Linked DNA regions of Homo sapiens: regions 2, 3, 4 and 5 are each linked to region 1. Evidence: chromatin contacts called from ENCODE Hi-C or POLR2A ChIA-PET data. All regions are on one chromosome and are shown on one strand. The core of a region is the stretch at or near the end of the contact, and the rest is flanking DNA. Distances in the headings are between cores, read along the strand shown.

Region 1 (2,894 bases), core at 137-2,636:
TGTGCAAGGTGTACAGTTATGTTAAGACAACTTGGGTGTCATCAGCTACCTCACATATTTCTTGAAATCCCACAGCTAGAGAAGCTAATTGTAAAACACCATGAGGACTCAATTAAGCCTACATCCACATGCTGAGAATTCTTCTTTGTAAACTAATTACTTCTCCACCGAAATCTGTATCAAGGCAAATACCATTTACAAGTAACATTCTGAGAAGAACCAGAAAATAACAGTCGTACACAAATCGACTTGGGGAAGCTATGATAGTAAGTTGCCCCATGAACCTGTTGTCTTTCTCTACCGGTGGACTGAATTCAATTTCTATTTAAAGGGACACTGCTTTTCTTGCGGATGAAAAAAAAAAAAAAGAGTTTGGAGAAAATCCCTTTTTAAAAACGTTCAAAGCAAGCTATCTGCTTGGAATTGTCAAAACAATATTTGCTGAAAAACTGGTCATCAGACCCTTCCGAATCTGGAGCAGGGCCACAGGGCATGATTTGGGGGTATCAGCTTCAGCCCTGGGTGCCAAGTTTGAGATCCCATATGGGAAGCAGAAGGTGAAAGAAGTGACAGCATGGCCCCAGGCCAGTATGCTGGCAGCTTGGGGGAACGAGGGGCCACAGTGGGCTCTCAACTTTGTCAGCCTCCCCCACCCCCCCGCGCTGTGGTCCACGCGCCTCCTGGCTCCGGCCGGCAAGCCCCCAGGCCACCGGGGGGCTCGGGGGCCAGCGGCGGCCAGTCAGAGGTCCCGGAAGCGGCCCTCCCGGCCCAGCGGCATGGCCGGGATGCTGAGGAACGCCGGGCTGGTTGGGGGCTCTCCGCCCCTCCCCCCGGCGGGCCCGGCGCTTCCAACGGCGGCGCGGCGGCTCCCTCAGCCAGCGCCCGCCGCGCCCTGCCCGCCCGGCCGGGCCGACCCTCGCCACGCCCCGCGCACCCGGGGCGGACCCCGGCGGGCGGGCCAGCGGCTCCGGGGCCAGCGCTCCTTAGGAGAGCCCCCGGCGCGGGCGTGCGGCCTACTCGGGGTTACATAACGGGGCCAGGCCCCTCGGAGCTGGAGGGGGACCGCAGGGCCCGCGCCCGCGGAGTGGGGGTGCAGCCGCTCACCTGCCGTAAATGCCCTCGGTGATCCGGTTCCGCTTTAGGGGGCGGCGGAGCTTACTGCAGTCGGCGTTCCGCCGCTTCATCCTCCCGCTGGGGGGCCGGGTGCCCGCGCCGCCGCCGCCGTCTCTCACCTCAGCTGCCGCCGCCGCTGGCCCGCCCCGCGTCGGGCCTGGACTCTACCCCTGAGGCCGGTCACACAGACATGGAGCCAGCACCCGGGGGGAGGGGGTAGCACGGGGAGGGGGGGCTCGGAGCCTCCTCCGCCTTCGGAAACAAAGAAATGACAATTCCGGGGCCCGCCCGCCCAGCACCAGCCAGCCGCCTGCCCCGCCTCCTCGGCTCCGACGGACGGCCCGGGAGGCCAATAGAAGCCACCGGTAAACCGCTGTCGGCCAATCCCAGGGCCCGCTGAGGCAAAACTGACTCTAGAACCCGCCCCTTTGAAGGACGGAAGAATGCGCCAATCATTATAGTGTCTGGGTCCCCGGCTGAGCCTATCAGAAAAGATTTAAATAGAGGCTTATAAATAGGCCCTATAAATATAACATCCTATATTACGCCTTGTTGCGAAGGTATGCTTTATTATTATTGGGTTGCGTTTCATTGTATTGTAATCCCTACTAGAGCATACCGTACGGCATGGCATTGTAGGCTCTCGTCTAGCAATGTATGAAATCGGAAGGCCCGGGTTTGCGGCATGTGCGGTGTCTGCGCTGACGTGCGCTTCAGCCAGTCGCGTCATTATGTAAGGGAGCATCCCAGGAACAGCGCCGGGGACCCTTCTGCGGATGCTGGAGAGCTCGGCCAGGCCGACCGCGTCAGCGCGCACCGGGGGTACGAATGACAAAGCAAACCCCACACGCACACAGACACACACCCTGCCAGCTTCCCGCGACGTGGTGACAGCGCGCCGGCCAATCGGAGGTGGCGGCCCCGCCCCGGGTTACGCCACGGGGCGGAGCCGTGGGGGCGCGCGACGTAGCGCAGAGATGCCCGGGGCGTGTGCGGCGGTGCGGCCCGGGCTCCACGTCCACAGGCTGGGCAGCGCTGTGGGCCCCGCGGGCGCCGAGTCCGCAGGACCCGCGAGGGCACTACCGCGAAGCATCGGCCTCCGGGCCGGGCCGGGCCGGACCGGGAGCCTGCTCGGCGGGTCCGGGCTCCTGCAAGGCGGGGACGCGGGGCCGGCGACCCTTCACGCTTCGTACTCATTGAGCGCCGATTTTATGCCAGGCACCGTGCTGGGTAATTTGCGTGTATTTGCTCATTTACTCCTTATAACTCCCCTGCCACGTACGTATGGCAAAGTAACACTTAGAAAAGTCCGCATGGTGTTTTTTTTTAAGAGAAATAAAAAGAATGTTTATCATTAGAGAAAACTGGGGAAAATGTAGGAAAGTGGCCGAAAAGGAAAAAACACCAATGAGTCTCATCACATTAACACAAATACAGTTGACATTTTATTGTATTTGCTTGTTTTCCAATTTTCCCCTATGGATGATAATGTTACTATTGCTATTAAATAGAATAGTGGTCATACTAGAATAGTAGTCATACTAGAATAGTAGTCATACTGTTTTTAACATAAGCATTTTTACATGTTTTAATGCAGCTTTTATAAATATTTCTGAAAATATTGCAGAATGTCCTATCCAGTAGCTTTATCAGTGTAATCCCTCAACGACAATGGGGCAGTTAGTCTTCCAGTGCATTTTTAAAACTTCCCAGGAAGGGCTGGGCGCGGTGGCTCACGCCTGTAATCCCAGCACTTTGGGAGGCCGAGGCGGGTAGATCAC
Region 2 (2,894 bases), core at 103-2,602, 500 kb after region 1:
CTTCCGAGGCTTGGAATTCATTGTTTTGCACCTGTCGAGAGCCGGAGGCAACGAAAATCTAGCCCCGTCTCCAAAGCGGCGGGGAGGCTCAGCACGCGTTCGTTCCCCAGAGTCTAGGGAGGTGTCTGGGGCGATAATTCGGAATGATTGTGGCTTGATCTTTCCCGTTGCCCTCCCAACTGTAGCCGGCCCCTAGGTCTGCTCGACAGACTTAGGAGGCGGGAGAGGAAGGGGTGATTTGCAGTGAAGCCCAGGAGAGGTTGGGCCACGCGGCTGGGAGTGGGAGCGGGGACCCGGAGCCGGGCGGGCAGGCAGTGCCTTGGCGAAGCTGTCCGCGGTCCCTGCGGCGCAGCCGGAGCGCACGGGCCCAAGAAGAAGTGGGGTTGGACCCGCAGAGGCCACTTTCCACCCGCATGGAGAAAGAAAATTCTCTCCTCTGAAAGCGAGGGCCCTTAGCTTTGCAGCCACTGCTGTTTTTCTTTTGCCACCGACGCGCGTACCGTTTCACGATGCAGGACCGTGGTTACATGCGTAAAGGAAAAAAAGAAAAACGCATTTTGCAGGCCTCGTCGTGTTTTTCAAAGAGCCACAGGCCGCCACAACGAAGAACGACGCCGCGAGGCCTGCAAGATCCTGAAACTTGTTTTGAGGGGAGAGCAGAGAGGAAAGGGGTTGTTGGCCCCAGGCTACTTAGGGTCCCTAGGAGACTCCCTTCCGCCTGTCCCCGGTTTGGCACAGGGGCCACCGAGGCTGGGACCAAAGCCGCGCAGGGCTGGGAGCAGCAAAGGCCGCCGGCCGGGCGTGGACGACGCGCAAAATCCCGTGTGGGGTGGAGGCTCTTGGGTCAGAATAATGTGCGGGACGAGGGAGGTGAGTAACCTCTTTGGGGCGGCTCCCAGTGCGGCGTCACCGGCCCTGAGACCCCGCGGCCCCCAGCCCGGGGTTGCAGAAGTCACAGGCCCGAAGCAGCAAGAGCTGGGGAAGCCCGGCCGCGGCCAGCGGGGAGGAGGAGCGAAGGGGTTGCGCCCCAGCGTCAGGGAGCTACGACCCGAGAGAGGGCGGCAAGGGCGCCTTCCGTGGGACCCGGACGTTCTAAGCAAATTTCTAGCATTTGCCCCGGGCTCCCAGAGCTCTCGGGGGCCCTGGGCTGTGGCACTGGGGCCTCCTCCGCGGGGTGGCGCCTTCCGCCCCTCCCCGTTGGGCGGCCTCCGGCAGGCCCCGTTCCTCCCCGCGAACGCCACCGAGGTGCCCGCGATGGGGGCTCCGCCGATTGGCTGTGCGACGCGTCGCTCCGCCAGCCCCGCCCCGCGGGCCCCGGGGGTACTAACCCCGCGCGGGCGGCCGCGGCCCCGCCACTTGATTCTGGAGGATTTGTTCTGGGGCTGCGGCCGCGGAGTCGGGGCGGCCGCGGGCGAGCTTCGGGGCGGGAGGCGGCGGCAGCGGCACAGCCCCGCGCGGGCCCCGCCGCGGCCCAGGCAGCCGGGACAGCCACGAGGGGCGGCCGCACGCGGGGCCGCGCGCCGAGGATGCGGGACTAGCCGGGCAGGCTGCGGGCGGCCGTCGGGCCAGCGAGGCCTCGCAGCGGGCGGGCCCTGGCGAGTAGTGGCCGGGCGCCGCCCCCTGCGCCCTGAGGCCCGGGCCCCGCCGCTTCTGCTTTCCCGCTTCTCGCGGCAGCGGCGGCCGAGGAGGCGCCCGCGCCGGCCGCCCCCGGGGGAAGCCGCGCCGTCTCCGCCTGCCCGGCGCCCTGACGGCCGCTGTTATGCGTATTCCCGTAGACCCAAGCACCAGCCGCCGCTTCACACCTCCCTCCCCGGCCTTCCCCTGCGGCGGCGGCGGCGGCAAGATGGGCGAGAACAGCGGCGCGCTGAGCGCGCAGGCGGCCGTGGGGCCCGGAGGGCGCGCCCGGCCCGAGGTGCGCTCGATGGTGGACGTGCTGGCGGACCACGCAGGCGAGCTCGTGCGCACCGACAGCCCCAACTTCCTCTGCTCCGTGCTGCCCTCGCACTGGCGCTGCAACAAGACGCTGCCCGTCGCCTTCAAGGTGAGTGCGGGACCCGGGGCGGGAGGGCGCCGGCCCTGGGGCTCCGGGCGTCTGAGCTGCGGGAGCCAGAGCCTCGGGAGCAGTGGGGATGGGAGGTGCCCGAGACGCCGCGGCGACACCCGGGCACCCGGTTCAGTCTGGCTGCGCGCTCGGCTCCGGGACCTCGGCGTTCCGTTTTGGATGCGCCCTGCAGGAATGACTTTTAACGGGGTTGCCCCGCTCCACCTGGGTTTTGGGGCGCCTTGCGTAGAGACGTTGGTGCGGAAATGGGCGGATGGGGTTTTGCGCCCCCCTAACCCGGATCGCTCAGATACAGCCCTGCGGGTAACGGAGAAGAGGATCCCGGGACAGGGGCAAGGACACCGCGGGTGGGGTGCGAACGGTGAAAGGGCCTACCCTCCGCCTCCAGCACCCCTCCTCCCGCGCCGCTTCGCAAAAGCTTCCTGCTCACACCCTCGGGCTTCCGAAATTTTACCGGACGGCGCTAGGCCGGGATCGGGGCACTGCTCTCCAGACGTTTGCTCGGGGATATTATGCGTCCCGAATGGCGAGTTGAGATTGGGGGACCCCTAACCCTGGCAGCCCCCAGCCATTTAGAGGACCTTTTTCTTTATGCCAGGGAGTAGGCGACTGTTTCATTTTCATTTTTTTAAGGGGGCAGCGAGATGAAACGAAAACGCCTCGGTTTTCCCCTAAACCTCTCACAGCTGCCGTGAGAAAAGGGCAGGGCAGGAAGGGCCGGCGGCTGGGGGTGGTGCTGCCCGAGGTGGCTGGAAGCTGAGGCCGTCCCTGCTCCCATTAAGACGACTCTAAATGGGAAAAAAAGGAAGAGTGGCTCTTTGAGGTCTCCCGG
Region 3 (2,894 bases), core at 160-2,659, 480 kb after region 1:
AAGCAGGGGCAGGAGGGGAGGCCTGCTGACGTACCTCCCCCAGCTCTTCGCACCCCTGTGTCTCGGGAAGAGGTGCTAGGTCCAGGGGGGGTGGAGAAAGGACCTCCAAGTCAGAAGTGATAAAGAGCCCATGGAGAGAGCCTGGTGCCCCCACATCTCCTACAGAGCAGCTATATCCCTTCCCAGGGGGAGAGAAAGCCACCTCTGAGAGCAAAGCCACCTCAGAAAAAAGACTAGAGGGAAACACTGAAAAGTCCATAGTAGTTAATACTGTGTGGTCCGCCATGATGGCAGGTAACCTTTATTTTATATTCTTTTGATTATTGTGTATTTTCCAAACTTTTAATACTTGTAAATTTAAGGGAAAACAATTTTTGTTTTCAGAGAAAGAAAGAGGAAGAGGCAGTCCCACCCTCCCAGGAACAGGCAAGCTGGGGCTCCCATCAGCCTGAGCTCCAGCCTGGGAACGGCCTGCTCCCACCCAGGCAAGGCCCTGCTGGCCACCCTGCTCTCTGTTCTTCTTCCCAAATCACTGTGTCTGTCACCTGCCTCCTTGGCTCTGCCCTGTCGGGCTGTGGAGCAAGGGTCTGCCCCGGGCTGCGCAGAGCCATGCATACAGTAGGTGCTCAGGAAATGCTTGTGACCTGAGGTGTGGTCCCAATCTGCAGACAGTTTCCCTGGAGAGGTGGGCCTACGTCCCCAGCGGACTTAGGATGTGAGGTGGGCGAATTGGTTGCTGCTGATTCATTCAATGAACATTTATTGAGCATCTACTGCATGCAAGCACTGTTCTGGGCACTGGAGATGCAGAAGTGAACACAATGGACAAAGATGCCTTCTCCCTGGGGCGCCACATTCCTGTGATGTGTGGAGAGAGACTGCCTCAGGAACCACCCTCCCCCCCAGTGTTTTTCAGTGTCCCAGCTTTCCATTTATAGATGGGGAAACTGACACTCAGAGAGGAGGCAGTCCTTGCCTGAACCCCGACAGCCAGGGAGTTGCAGATGCTGTTCTAAGCTCCAGAGCCTCGAGATTCAGCCCAGACCTTAGCCTACCAAGCCCTACTAAGGTAGGCTCTCTCCTCTGGCCACCCACACCCCTCTGGCTTAGGTCCTTCCTACCTATGCAGAATCTTGGCCTCCTGGCACTTCCATAAATGCTCTGGATTCCCCATTAAATCCTCATCACAGCTCCGTGTGCTGGGCATCACCACCTCCATTGTGGAGATGAAAACAGACTCAGGCAGATGGTGGGACTTGCTGCAACTAATGTTTAAGAAGAGGAAAGAGGACCTTGAGTCATCCTGTGGTCTGTCTGACATCAAACCAGCCCGTCAAACTCTCCCTTCTGCCCGGAAGATATCTTCTCTTCCTTGGCCTGAGGGCACCACCTCCATGGAGCCCTCCCCGATACCTCTAAGCGAGGTGATTCATATCCTCCTCTATGCAACCACAGCATCTTCAGGCCCTTCTCAAATACTTCCTGAAGTCTTTCTAGAAAGGGTGGAATCTGAGATGGGTCTAGAAAGGGCAGATCTGGGGAGGAAGGAACCTTGCTGGTACAAGCAGAGTGAACAGCATGGGCAAAGGTATGGAAGAAGGATCACACAAAAGGATTACATGGAGATGGAAGGTTTATGGGTCCTGTGGAGGGCTTGAGGGAGAGGAGACTGAGGAAGAAGGTGGGCCAGGCCTGGGGTTGGTCATGGCTTCAGGACACAGGGCTCCAGGACTGAACCAAGCTGGGCCGTGATGTGGGGCAAAGCATCCCATGATGCACAGGGCGGTTCTCTGAAATAGGCCAGTGTAGACATGGCCTTGAGGGTAGGTACGTGTGTGAACAGAGACCACAGGGGCCTCCCGCACCCACTCACGAGCCCTGTTTTTATCAGTCTCTAGACACACACCTGAGCAGCCGAAGCACACTTGCTCTGAGGCACGTAGAGGGCTCCGTGGATGGCCACGTCCGTGGTTGGACAAGGACAAGGGCGAAGGCTTAGAGCAGCTGAAGGGAAACCTGTCCTGGGGAGAATCCCAGGGCTAGTGACGGCGGCATGATTTTCAGGGCACAGTGCAAAATGAAAATACAGGATCCCTTGTTCAAAAATCAGTAAGAATTTCAGGACAGCGACCACAGAACACGAAACCAAGCATGAGGCCCTTCTAAGCAAGGGACCCTGTGCAACTGCCCAGGCCTGAAAATAAGCCTCTGTCTGCCTTTCCTTCCTTCCCTGGACTTGTGTGGGCTTCCATTCTTTATGAATCCACAGTGTTAAAATAATAATAAGTGAAGCCTTGGGTGAGAGCATAGCTTGAAGATTTTAGAACCAGTAAGAACATTAGGGAAAACATGACTCCAACCAACGTCCCCACCCTGTCTGCATTTTACGTTGTAGAACACCTGAAGGATCTAAGAAATTTAAAAATAAGCTCGGTAATCTCAACACCCAGAAAAAACCACTATCATTCGGTGTGTTTCCTTCCAGTCTATTTTTACCCCATGTCTTGTTTTTGCCTCTGTGGGTCTCTTTCCTCCATGTGTGAGGCCATGCAGATATGTCTGAGAACCTCAACAAGAATATCAATAGGCTGGGGCATGGCGGCTCCCGCCTGTAATCCCAACACTTTGGGAGGCTGAGGCAGGAGGATAACTTGAGCTCAAGAGGTGAAGGCTGCAGTGAACTATGATCGTGCCACTGCACTCTAGCTTGGGCGACAGAGCAAGACCTGGTCTCCAAAAAAAAAAACCACACATTAACAGTCATTACAGGTTGAACATCCCTTACCCAAGATGGCTGGGACCAGAAGCATTCAAATTTAGGACTTCTGATTTTGTCAGATTTCGGAATAGTTGGATTATACTTCAGTCCAAAATCCAAAATTCTCCAATGAGCA
Region 4 (2,894 bases), core at 250-2,749, 430 kb before region 1:
GGGGACCTTATGAAATACACACACACACACACACACACACACACACACACACACACATAAAATATGTGTATATAAATAAATATTTTGATATAGGCCAGGCATGGTGACTCACGCTTGTAATCCCAGCACTTTGGGAGGCTGAGGCAGGCATATCACCTGAGGGCAGGAAGTTGAGACCAGTCTGGCCAACATGGCGAAAACCCATCTCTACTAAAAATACAAAAATTAGCCAGGCGTGGTGGCACACACCTGTAGTCCCAGCTACTTGGGAGGCTGAGGTGGCAGGATCGCTTGAGCCCAAGAGGTTGAGGCTGCAGTGAGCTGAGACTGTGCCACTGTACCCGAGCCTGGGTGACAAAGCGAGATGGCTCTGTCCACCATGAAGACAGGCTCTGGCTGCAGAGATGGTTGAGGTTCCTGGCTGACCTGCTGCAGACTGGGCAAGAGGTGGCTGAGCTTCTATCCTCCCTCCACCAAAAAAAAAAAATTACAAAATTTTTGGCCGGGCGCGGTGGCTCATGCCTGTAATCCCAGCACTTTGGGAGGCTGAGGCAGGCGTATCACGAGGTCAGGAGTTCGAGACCAGCCTGGCCAATGGTGAAACCCCGTCTCTACTAAAAATACAAAAATTAGCTGGGTGTGGTGGCGTGCGCCTGTACTTCCAGCTACTAGGGAGGCTGAGACAGAAGAACCGCTTGAACCCAGGAGGCGGGGCTGCAGTGAGCCGAGATAGCGCCACTGCACTCCAGCCTGGGCGACAGTGAGACTCCGTCTCAAAAAAAAATTTTTTTTACATATACAATATGTAAACATTACGTATAATGTACATATATTCCATCTATGGAGATTGTGGTTAGGGACGGAAGGATGGGTGGGGGTGCCAACATTTTTGCATTTCCAAGGGGTTTTCTGAATTCACAAAGTACTTTCACAACCTCATTTGATCCTCTTTAAAATCCAAGGCACAGTAAACGGTGAAAGCAGGACTGAAATCTAGTTCCTGACCCCAAATTTTAACCTCTTCAAAATCCTCTCCCATGTGGCTTCGTAGTTACGCTTACATTAAAAAAAAAAAATTACCAAAGTTGTTCGCACACTCGAGTGTCTGGTAACCACTTAGGTCGAGGACCCCTGGTCTGGAGTCGACGGGCCTGATCTCGGCTCAGCCACTTCCTTCTGGGGGTGATCGCGAAGATTCAGCGATGACACGAACAAATTCCTAAGCCCGGGAAATACTGTAAGAAATTTTCAATACAGCAAAAAGAAAATGTACATTTCTGAGGCTGTCGAGAACCGTTCACACAGCAGCTTCCGAATCCGCTCTTGAAAGAGCGGATCAGAAAGAACACGCACTCCTCCGCGCAGGGAAATATGCCGCACGCACTCAAGGGACCGGCCGCGAAAGTTAGTGCGTGGGCGGGGCACAGCGAAGGGGGCCAGGGCCTTGCCGGGGCGGGGCTGGCGCCCGGGGCGGTCGCGACGTAGCCCCGCCCCCAGCGTTGGCGCGAGATCCGAACGTCGGCGGCCGCGGTTCTGGCGTTCCCTGAGGCGCCGGGAGCCTGCGCCGGCGTCCTGCCGGCTTCGTCTCCTCAGCGGCCATGAGGCGGACAGGCCCCGAGGAGGAGGCCTGCGGCGTGTGGCTGGACGCGGCGGCGCTGAAGAGGCGGAAAGTGCAGGTGGGACGCTGGGGGATGAGAGGGCGTTGGGAACCAGGTAGGGCCTGGAGGCGTAAGACGGGAGGAGTTTGGGGGACACCTGGAGATGATGAAAGCGAAGTCGGGGACAGAGAAGGGAACAGCGTTGGGGATTCACAGGCGAGAGGGATTGTGGTCTGAAGAAGGTTGAAAAACGGGGCTTGGGGAGGATGGGAGGGACGGAAGGAAAGAGCGTGCTGTTGGGGGGTCTGGAGGAGCGGTGCGCAGGGAGGGGCGGCGAAGGTTCAGGTGTGGGAGAGGCGGAGGGAAAGTTCGCTCGGAGCAGTTGAACTGACCAGGCTCCCTAGGAGGCCACAGTCCCTGCGAGACGTCCTAGTAGAGGCTGGAGCATTGGGAGATGGATGCGAATGCAAATTGGGGAAATTCTCACCCCGGGGTCTGTTTCCACCCAATTTGCCAAGTTGCAGGCCAACTACCTGCCCAGAACCGGTAACTTTGAGGGGAAAAGTAGAAGCTATGGGAAGGGGAGCTGGCCTCCTATGTACTGAGCAGTCACTGGGTGCCGGATACTGCATTAGATACTGAATATGCGTTATATGTGTCGTCATTCTTGCTGGGAATGAGGAAACTGAGGTTCAGTAACTAACCTAGGCCCGCCTAACTAGAAGGAGCTGGAAATCACATTCAGGTCTGTCACCTAGGCAAGATGCTCTTCAGTCACTGTAAAGAAACAAAAGTGCGACATAATAATCATTCATGTTTATTGAGCATTTTATGCTGGTGCTAAGTGTTTTAGGTATGTTACCTTGTTTGGTACAATTCTATATGGTAGATAGTGTAATGATACCCATTTTACATACGGAAAACAGGCTCAAAACAGACACTAGGGGCAAGATTCTTGCTCTCAGGTTGCTCACAGTCTTATAGGGAAGAAAAGAGGTGTATAAATAATAACAACAATACCTAACCTTTATTGAGTGCTTTCTATGTGTCAGGCATTTTGCCGAGACTTTATACACTTTATCAATGGCAGGTACTCACCAAAATTCAGTAAAGTAGATTTTGTCATTATCCTGGTTTTATAGATAAGAAATTTGATCATTTTATTATTATTATTTATTATTATTATTTTTTGAGATGGAGTCTTGCTCTGTCGCCCAGGCTGGAGTGCAGTGACACAATCTCAGTTCCCTGCAAGCCCCACCTCCGGGGTTCACGCCATTCTCCTGCCTCAGCCTC
Region 5 (2,894 bases), core at 275-2,774, 390 kb after region 1:
TGCAGACAACAGGATGGCCAGCAGCAGAGAGAAGCAACCCTCTCTGCTGATAGCTGAACACTTGTCAGGACAACTAGCTGCAGAGAGGAGCTACCCTCTCTGCTGAGACCTCAACACTTGTTGGAACCTGCCTGCAGGAACTACACGCTCTGCTAGGAGCTGAACACTCATCGAGACACTCTGGCTGCAGAAAGGAGCTACCCATGGCAGGTCTCCTCTGAGCTGCGCTATTGCTCAGTAAAGCTCCTCTTCCTTTTGCTCACCCTCCACTTGTCTGCATACTTCATTATTCTGGATTGCAGGACAAGAACTCAGGACCTGATGAATGGCAAGGCTAAAGAGCTGTAACACAAACAGGGCTGAGATATGTCCCTTGCTCGCCATGCCACAGGCAAAGAGGAGAGAGGAGCTGCAGCCCTTCAGGGAGCTCAGGCCTGGGTGCTCCCTGAGCCAGACCTATGACTCCCTCCTTGGGTCCCTGTGGTTCCTGGCATCTCCAAGCTTCCAGGTGCCACTATGTTCCCAGTGCCAGCTGTGGATGCTGCTTGCAATGCACCTGGTCCAACCACAGACTCACAGAAAGCTGGCACTGGTGCTGGCACCTGGAGCTGCCTGCCCCACTGCAGCAGCCACACAGAGGTTTCCGGCCAGAAAAGTGACACCCCAAAGATCCCGTAGCACTAATACACCAACTCAAATTTGAAGAAGAATATTAAGAAAGCCTTGTCTTTTTAGAGACGATGGCTTATTATAAAGTGTAGTGATTCAAGGAGGATGTTCAAAAAATGGAAGAGAGAACCTCTGAACGCACCCACTTATAAATGGGCACTTCGAACGTGGAAGACGTCAGCATTTACAGAGCAACCTATTTAATAAAGAAATGGTGCTAGGCTAACTGGCTCTTCACACAGAAGAGATAAAATGCTATTCCTACCTCACACCAAACATAACGTACATTTCAGATGACCCAAAGCCCTGAATGGGAAAGAGCAAAATTTAAAATTTTTAGAAGAAAGTAATTATTCATGACATTGGGGGTACAGAAGTCTTAAAACAAAAACAAAAACAAACTAGATACAAAATTGAAATAATAAAATAAAAAATTAATAGTTAAGACTACATCTGTATTGAGCATATACTATGTATCAAGCATGATCTGCTCCACACTGCCACCAGAGCCACACATCTGACCACACCTGTGCCTGATTGAAGCCTTCTGAGCAGGGTGGTGCCCAGCCCACCAGGGGCAATGCAGGCCTACTTCTAGAGCAAAGGTTCCCACCCTCTCCTGAAGGCATCACACCCCACACACCTTCATTGCTTTCCGGCATTCCTTAAATACAACACCCTCTTTCGTGTCTCTAAGCCTTTGCACCTGCTCTTCCTTCTGCCTGGAGTGCATTCTCTTATTCACCACCTGGACAACTCCAGTGCATCCTTAAACGCCCAGCTCAGGTATCATGTCCCCAGGAAAGCATGCTGGCTTGCTGCGGGACTACTGCCTGCAGGACAACAGGCAATGTTGCAGTTCTCTCATCTCCACAAGCACTTACCTGGTGCTGTTCATTATGAAGTCTTTGCTGCTGCTTCCATTATGAGGGAGGTCCCTGGGGGTGAGGTGGGATGATGCATAACGTGATAGTTGAGTGTTGGCTCTGGAGACAGACAGTCCTGGGGAGAAATTCCAGATCTGCCATATTCTTGACAATGACCTTAAGCTTTCTGAGCATTTGTTTCTGTAGAGTGGGGCAGCAGGCCCACCTCCCAGGGGTGTTGTGAAGGTGAGATGAGATGACATGCGATGTGTTCATACCTGAGTTTGGGCTGATCTGAAAGCAGACCCTGCAACTCACACTAGGATGTGAGTTGCAGGTAGTTCATTTATGATCCCAAGGAGTACCTGTAAGGGGGTGGGGAAGAAACCAGGGAGGAATATGCATTAGCCAGCAAGTTATAGCTGTGGGCAACCGGGGCTCCATCCCACTGGGGACCCTGGGAAGACAGCGTAGAACACACCTGAGTGACCCCAGCTGAGCGGGGAGGGAGCTGAGTGTGTATTCCTCGGCTCTGTTCCAACATTGCTTGAGGGTCACTCCTAGGTGTGTGCTAACTCCCAGGACTCTGGCTTGCCCCCAACCACTGACCAGAGAACATTGTTGTGGGGCAGGGGGAGTTGCAGGTGCTGTGGTTGGAAGCTTTCCCATGGGCATGAGCCACAGGAATAACCAAGGCACGCGGGCGGCACTGCCATCTGCTGCAACCACGCATGCACCTGTGCGCAGTCACCAGAAGTTGCCCATTTGTTTTCTCATTTGTTTCCACAACCATCCTGGGAAAGGCATTCTGCCCATTTACAGATCAGGAGACTGAGGTCCAGAGAGGTTACCTAAGAAGACATTTGTTGAATAAATGAATCAATGAACAAGTGAACGCACAGACCTCTCTGAAGTGGTGAATTAAGTCAATCTGAGAAGATGAGAATCCAAGAGTCCCGATTCCCAGCTGAGGCTTGCATTCTCTCCCCTCATGCCCAGCTATCTCTGCACAGTGCTCTGCCGTCTCGAATCCCTTTCCACTCAGTAATCACTGAGCCAGTGGTGACTCCATGTTCAGGCTCAGGGGGGAAGCCCACTGGTGTAGGAGATTTGAGTTCTGGTCCTGGCTGTGTCTTCATCTGCGCTATGATGTTGGGTATGTCCTGGCCCCACTCTGGGCTCAGTTTTTCCATCTGTTAAATGGGAATGGGTGGATGTTAGATCAGCTAAGTCCCCCAGGCTGTTGGAACAGTGGGGAGGCTTTGGGTTGGGTTGCCCAGACTTGCCAGGTCTGGCATGGGAGATGGAGGGAACTGATGTGTCCCCTCTGCCCAGCATCCTGCTTGACAGGGCTGGCAG

Evidence for each region. Hi-C counts contacts between places; a loop is a spot of excess contacts on that map. ChIA-PET counts read pairs that join two places held with the same protein, here RNA polymerase II (POLR2A). Pooled maps may share reads with other maps.
Region 2: a loop to region 1 is called in a pooled map, with 13 times the contacts of the local background. The contact joins the promoter of RUNX3 here to the promoter of MACO1 in region 1. A Hi-C loop is called at or near these places in 3 of 37 single-sample maps with no recorded cell type and 7 of 50 pooled maps. POLR2A ChIA-PET finds 5 or more read pairs at or near these places in 4 of 52 experiments (CD4-positive, alpha-beta T cell, CD8-positive, alpha-beta memory T cell, GM12878 and 1 more).
Region 3: a loop to region 1 is called in a pooled map, with 4 times the contacts of the local background. The contact joins the enhancer-like site here to the promoter of MACO1 in region 1. A Hi-C loop is called at or near these places in 3 of 37 single-sample maps with no recorded cell type and 5 of 50 pooled maps. POLR2A ChIA-PET finds 5 or more read pairs at or near these places in 3 of 52 experiments (GM10248, activated naive CD4-positive, alpha-beta T cell and naive thymus-derived CD4-positive, alpha-beta T cell).
Region 4: a loop to region 1 is called in a pooled map, with 12 times the contacts of the local background. The contact joins the promoter of AUNIP here to the promoter of MACO1 in region 1. A Hi-C loop is called at or near these places in 3 of 37 single-sample maps with no recorded cell type and 11 of 50 pooled maps. POLR2A ChIA-PET finds 5 or more read pairs at or near these places in 2 of 52 experiments (K562 and activated T-cell).
Region 5: a loop to region 1 is called in a map with no recorded cell type, with 5 times the contacts of the local background. The contact joins the promoter of LINC02793 here to the promoter of MACO1 in region 1. A Hi-C loop is called at or near these places in 5 of 37 single-sample maps with no recorded cell type and 10 of 50 pooled maps.

The regions. Positions count from the first base shown.
Region 1 is chr1:25,429,389-25,432,282 of GRCh38, reverse strand. MACO1 (macoilin 1) reads right to left here and starts at 1,386. Exons shown (of 11, transcript NM_018202.6): 1 at 1,105-1,386. The coding sequence starts at 1,184. It also overlaps a transcript of RHCE not described here. RefSeq lists silencers at 871-1,530, 1,921-2,360.
Region 2 is chr1:24,928,734-24,931,627 of GRCh38, reverse strand. It overlaps RUNX3 (RUNX family transcription factor 3), which reads left to right and starts at 1,352. Exons shown (of 5, transcript NM_004350.3): 1 at 1,352-2,041. The coding sequence starts at 1,760. It overlaps RUNX3-AS1 (RUNX3 antisense RNA 1), which reads right to left and starts at 1,171. Exons shown (of 4, transcript NR_183341.1): 1 at 1-1,171. RefSeq lists enhancers at 1-238, 1,678-2,411, 2,584-2,763, 2,412-2,894 and silencers at 1,004-1,473, 1,674-2,113.
Region 3 is chr1:24,953,771-24,956,664 of GRCh38, reverse strand. All of the region lies in intron 1 of RUNX3-AS1 (RUNX3 antisense RNA 1), which reads right to left. It also overlaps a transcript of RUNX3 not described here. Among named protein-coding and RNA genes, the nearest start is that of RUNX3-AS1, 25 kb to the right of the region's middle. RefSeq lists enhancers at 1,192-1,241, 1,282-1,431, 1,472-1,651, 693-1,892 and a silencer at 2,389-2,448. Within about 2 kb of position 1,409, at least 5 of the 41 ENCODE cell types and tissues checked have a DNase peak (open chromatin) inside an H3K27ac peak, as active enhancers do.
Region 4 is chr1:25,858,062-25,860,955 of GRCh38, reverse strand. AUNIP (aurora kinase A and ninein interacting protein) reads left to right here and starts at 1,499. Exons shown (of 3, transcript NM_024037.3): 1 at 1,499-1,676. The coding sequence starts at 1,599. RefSeq lists silencers at 682-741, 1,342-1,601 and enhancers at 593-1,218, 1,092-1,321, 1,219-1,844.
Region 5 is chr1:25,039,797-25,042,690 of GRCh38, reverse strand. It overlaps LINC02793 (long intergenic non-protein coding RNA 2793), which reads right to left and starts at 1,524. Exons shown (of 3, transcript XR_947090.3): 1 at 1,313-1,524.